Linked DNA regions of Mus musculus: region 2 is linked to region 1. A link is a loop called in an ENCODE intact Hi-C map of the cell type or tissue named here. Cell type or tissue: heart. All regions are shown on one strand. Links, peaks and the distances in the headings refer to the core of each region. The heading gives the core; the rest is flanking DNA.

Region 1 (2,953 bases), core at 274-2,773:
CAAAACAAAGAGGGAAACGCAGAGCTTAGGGGACAAATCAGTCAGTGAAGAGCTGAGTTCAGAAGCTACATTAAAACAAAGCAAAACAAAAACCAACCAAACAAACAAACAGAAAACAGGTAGCAGCACATGCTACAATCCTCGCACTAGGGAGACGAAGCTCGGGGCTCCTTGGAGCTCACTGACCACCCGTGTGGTGAATTCCAAATAAGAGATTCTGTCTCAAAATTTTAAAAAAGGTTGCAAGGGGGTATAGTCCCTAAGGAACTGGCAATGCTCAGGTGTGTGTGCGTGCTCACTGAGCACACACACACACACACACACACACACACACACTCGAGGGAGGGAGGGAGGGAGGGAGGGAGGGAGGGAGGGAGGGAGGGAGACAGCAGAAACAGGGACAAAGAAGAATCAAAGTGAAGGACCTCTTCCATTCAGATACTTCTGTTTAGCTCACTGAGGCAGCATTTGAGAGGAAGCCTGACTTGGAGAACAATGCAGACTCTGTCAGGCCACTCGCCCCTGTCAGGCCTGGTCACCTGGTCCCCTGCCCAGGCCTCCCAGATGCCAATGGCCCCTCTACAGTAGCTCCCTCACCACCCTTGTTCCTGGGACTCTGACAGGGGAGGCTCACACTCTTCGCTCATCTGGATGCTGTTCGTTCCCAGCGACTACCAAACCTGTGGGCTGTGCACATATGCGCAGGGCTGTGCGTAGGGTCCCACGGTGGACTGACGTCTGTGTTTCTAAGTCCGACTGTCTTGGAGACTGTGTTTGTTCTGAAACTTCAGTGAGCAACCTTGCTTAGCGGGGTGCGATGAGCTGGGCAGTCCAGAGGGAAAGAGGCATTTATGATTCTTCCTCCAGACTGGGAGGCCGATTGTGACACTCCTTCACTTGTCCCTGGTCAGGCGCCTTAGGGAGAGCGAGCGTTAGGGCTGGCCTTGTGTTTACAAAACTCATTCTCCTGGGTGCCTCCAGCCTTGAATGCCAGAGGAAGTTAATGCTTTTAATTAAATAACGTGCATCAGGATTTTTCCACTGCAACCACCCATGCCTTATTATTCCTGCTATACAAAGGACCCCAAGACTGCACAGGGCCTATTTAAGCCATTTAAAAGACAAAAGAGAAAGCCCTTATAATCCAGCGCTTGGACAGTGGAAGCAGAAGAATCTGGAGCTCAAGGTCACGGACTCTGCCTCAAAAATGGGGGGTGGAGTCCTGGAAAGAGGGCTCAGTGGCTAAGAGCTTGTACTGCGCTTGCAGGGGACATGATGGCAGTCACATTGGAAGCCAGAATCCTCTGGGACAGGAATTACAGATGGTTGTGAGCCACCACGTGGGTGCGGGGAATTGACCTCAGGTCTTCTGCAAGAGCAACAAGAGCTCTTTACCACTGAGCCATCTCCCTAGCCCAAAATTAAAGTAATAATAGTAATAATAATAATAATATTCTTGGGGGGGTGGTTTGAGACTGTTTCTCTGTATAGCCCTGGCTGTCCTGGAACTCACTTTGTAGACCAGGCTAGCCTCGAACTCAGAAATCCACCTGCCTCTGCCTCCAGAGTGCTGGGATTAAAGGCGTGCGCCACCACGCCCGGCAATAATAATATTCTTTTGCAAGAGTAATTAAAAGAAAAAACAAGAGCAAAAACAAAAACCAGCTGGGTGGTGATGGCATGAACCTTAAATCCCAGCACTCAGCGCGCAGAGGCAGGAGTATCTCTGAGTTCAAGGCCAGCCTGATCTACACAGCAAGTTCTAGGACAATCAGGGCTACACAGAAACAATAATGAAGGTCTGGGTGTGGCAGTGTGTCAGAGTGGGGACTGTAACCACAGCACTATGGTGACAGGAGCAGGAAGGTCCCAGGGGTCAATGGCCAGCTAGTTGAACTTACTCAGCGACTCCAGGTTCAATGAGAGACTCTGATCTCAGAGGATAAGGTGGCAAGCCATCGAGGGAGACATCCAGTTCAAGCCATGGCCAACCCACAGATGTGTGCACGGTGGCAGGGGCGGATGGGGAGCAACCAGGCATTGTGCTGCATACCTGTAACCACAGCTCTCAGAGACTGGAAGGCCGAGAGTTCAAGACCAGCCAGGGCTACACTGACCAGATGACAGAGAGGGAATCAGAATATTTGGAAGGCCAGAGATGCTGCTCACGGGTGGCGTCACAGGCCAGGGAGACGAGAGAGAATTGTGAGTGAAGCAGGAGGCAGGCATGGTGGGCTGAGCCATGTCACTGAGCCATGTCTTCATCTTATCCACCGTAGTGAGACACCTACAGACACACTCTAAAGCCAAGAAGGTCATTGCATGTACTTTACCTAGACCTGGGGTTGGGGGAGGAGGTGATTGCTGCAGTACTTATGAATAGAAACCAGCTGAGAATTGCAGGAGGAGGCCTTTACCTGTTTAGTTTTGTTTGACCTTGTGTGTGGACTGGGAATCAAGCTTAGCTCCTCACCATGGTCAGGGCTTTACCAAGCCATTTTCCCAGCTGTTGTCTCTCTCTCTCCCTCTCTCTCTCCCTCTCTCTCTCTCCCTCTTTCTCCCTCTCACTTTCTCCCTTGTTAGTTTTAAACAAAATCTCATCATTTGATTTTACCAAGGAAGACTCGAGAGACAGATGCTGGGGTGAAAGCCCTGCTGGCTCAGAGGCAGAGATGGCACCCAGCTGACCATCCTCCTCAGCAGATGACACCCTGTCCCAGAAGCAATGCCCCTTTCAAAAAAAAAAAAAAAAAAAAAAAAACCTTCTTCAAACTGAACATCTCTCCCTTCTCCTGAGCAACTCTGTATCCATCCTGTCTCCCTCTCACTCTCTAAGGTTTTTTTCTTAATAATCCTCTGTTTGCTTCCTGTCAACTGGTCACTTGCTCTGCCTTTTGACCTGTGGTTGACTTTATTTAATCCTGGATACAATATTCAAGCAGAAAGCTGTTGA
Region 2 (2,953 bases), core at 172-2,671, 420 kb after region 1:
CTCTGCTGACACAGGACATAGGCCTTCTGGGAAGGGCCAGCTAGTCACCTACAGGAGATGTACGTTTGGGTCTCAGTCAGCCTCTAATCCATTTCTCCTGAAACACCAGAGGACAATTGTTCAAGGTCCTACTCTGGTGGCTTCCTGCAGGGCCATTAATCCGGCCTCCTCGATAGACCAAGGAGAGGAGAGGTCCATGCTACCTGGTTCAGGTTTGAGTGACTAGCAGAGCCCAATACAGGCAGTCAGGGTAGCTGTGTGCAGTGGGACATCCAGCAGGTAAGTCTCACATCTCCACCCACAAAGGCTGACGTTTTTGGGAGGCTCAGCTGACCCTGGCCACAAGTCCTCCCCCACAGAGATCAGCTGTACACAAACCAGGCAGCACCAGGTGACCGGGACTAGATCTTGTCACTGCAACACACCTGCATTTGTGTCAAGCCCCTGCCCACTTCCAGGTCCTGGATGTAGGTAGTCTGCCCTCACTCCTGCAGATGGCCTGGTCTGGAAATAGAAAAGCTGACACAATGAAGGTATGAACAGAAGGCACTGGACCCTAGAGACAGGAGTGAGTCCCAGGTGCCCCCTCCCATGGCTGTGTCTATGGCATATGGGTCAGACCTCAGACATTGGAGACTCAGCTAAACAGAGGGTTTTGGATAATCGTGATCAGTGGTCTTATACAGTGAGGGCAGAGCCGAGGGAGGGCCAAAAGCATGCCCCATAGATCAGCCACTGGGAACAGAGGGCTGACCACAGCAAAGGTATGAGGGAGAAGCAGCTGGCTGCAGGAGGAACGGAGCATCCTGGCAATTGTGCAGATTGGACATCCATCAAAGAGCTGTCAGCCATACCGTGGCCTTGACCTTCCGTGGGCCACAGGCTGGACATCCTGGCCCGTCAGGAAGGACTTCTAGACTCCAGAGCCACACAGCTCCAGGGAACAACAGTGTGCCTGCTTTGGAGAGGTGCAGAGCCTGAGGCCCAGCTGTGCTCAGCAGCACTGACCCTAACCAGGCACCAGGTCCCTGCTGCAACGCACACGCCTGTGATGTCAGGTTTCCACGGTACCCAGGGAGGCAATTACAGGGTCTGACGCCATCACTCTGGAGCCTGGCGGCACATGGCCAGTGACTCATTAGCTGCTGGAGGCTGGTTTTCTGGTGGCGTCAGTGAAGTCGGCAGCCCCCACCGGGTGCTACCAGAAATAGCCTCTGTCGTCAAGTCCCATGCAACCTGGTGACCCGACATGCAGGAATCCAGGGTCTTGAAACTCAGACATGAACTCTCCCTTAATCAACTCTGGGAGTTGCTGAACCGTGGTGGGATGGAAGGAACTCACCCTGCCTGGTCGGGCACACATTAGAAACAGCCCCTGGGGGTCTGCTGAGGCTGGGGGATGACTTCACACTGAGTCAGCCTCCTTGACCACCCTGGAGATCATACTGTGCCGAGGGCTATGCCATGGTCTCCTTCTAGAATATCTTTAAATCTAAGATGAACTAGAAGACAGGTGTGAGCGAGGTTCCAGTGGTGGAGGCTGGGGGTGACTCAGACAGCAAAGTGTCTGTTGTACAAGCATTATGGACCCGAGCCTAGATCCTTAGAACCTAGGTAACGTGCTGGGTGTGCCCTGGGGAAGTTCACACAGGTAGATCCTTAGAGCTGCTCAGCCAGCAGAGCTAATTGCCAAGTCCTAGGTTCAGTGAGTGACTGACTCCATCTCAGGCTGGCCCGGAGGTTAATATCATATACTGCTCTTGCAGAGGACCTGGGTTTGATTCTTAGCACCTACACCAGGCAGCTCATGGTTGCCTGTAACCCCAGTTTCAGAGAGATCTAACTCCTCTGGTCTCCCTGGCTACCTAAAGTCCTGTCTGTGCACACACTACACACATAATTTAAAATAATAAAATGAGGGCTGGAGAGACAGCTCCGTGGTTAAGAGCACTGACCACTCTTGCTGAGGGCTGGATTTGGATCCCGGGACCCATATGGTGGCTCCAGGGGGTCCAACCTCCTCTTCTGGCCTCCTTTAACATTAGGCACTGCTGTGGTGTGCAAACAGGCAGGGAGATCACTCATAAACACACAAAATAAATTGGTTCAAATTTTAAAATAATACAGAAAGTCTTTAAAAGAAAAAACAAAATAAGGTAAACAGAAGACACTCAGTATCACACACATGCATGCACGTGCTCGTGTGCATACTGGTGTGTGTGTGTGTGTGTGTGTGTGTGTGTGTGTATGTCAGGAGGTCCAGTAGTAGGCAGACATAGTGGCTGGCTGATGTGTCTGGCAGACACAGACTTCCTGTGTGAGCTTTGGAGTTGAAGGCATTCTGAGTAGTAGTCTTTCTAGCCCTGGTAGGCAGGCTCGCCCAGAGCCTGGGTAACACCCGCTCCACTCTCCCACCCCAAGCTGTACCTGCGGGAGCTGCTGCGGCTGACACACCAGCGCTTCTACCAACACCTGGTGTCCCTGGGTGAGGACGGCCTCCAGATGCTCTTCTGCCACCGATGGCTCCTGCTCTGCTTCAAGCGAGAGTTTCCTGAGGCCGAGGCCCTGCGTATCTGGGAGGCCTGCTGGGCCCACTACCAGGTGAGTGAGTGGTGCAGGTGCCACCCCTGAGTGCAGGTGCCACCCCCTGAGTGCAGCCACCATCCTGTTGGGAAGGGAGGGTCATGGGATCACCCCAAGCCTCCTCTCTTGTGTGTGGCATGTCCTCCTCCTTGCTCCACCCACTCACCACACCACAGTCTCTCTCACAGCTAGTATTTTCCAGGCCTGAGCAGCCGGCTTCAGACCTCCCCTCCCATGTAATTGAAATCAATGTAAATTGCTGGCTGACATGCTCATTACTGCATTCTGGGCTGAGCTGCCTTCTGTCACGGTCAGCTGGTGGGAGGGACATCAGCACCGCAGGACAGTTAGGCAGCCCAGGATATATGTG

Evidence for each region. A loop is a pair of places that touch in the nucleus more often than their neighbours do. Peaks named below come from ENCODE experiments on the same cell type or tissue, not always from the same donor. Only the 100,000 strongest peaks of a DNase experiment are listed, where the experiment ranks them.
Region 2: it touches region 1 in a loop (12-fold over the local background); 1 of 42 quality-filtered maps calls a loop at or near these places.

What each region holds. Positions count from the first base shown.
Region 1 is chr11:119,570,775-119,573,727 of GRCm38, reverse strand. No RefSeq gene overlaps it. Among named protein-coding and RNA genes, the nearest start is that of Gm11762, 24 kb to the right of the region's middle. In heart, for the core only: no CTCF peak of the experiment used is centred there; no DNase peak of the experiment used is centred there.
Region 2 is chr11:119,150,676-119,153,628 of GRCm38, reverse strand. It overlaps Tbc1d16 (TBC1 domain family, member 16), which reads left to right. Exons shown (of 12, transcript NM_172443.3): 10 at 2,422-2,601. Among named protein-coding and RNA genes, the nearest start is that of Mir6934, 2.0 kb to the left of the region's middle. In heart, for the core only: no CTCF peak of the experiment used is centred there; no DNase peak of the experiment used is centred there; H3K27ac peaks cover 1,963 bases.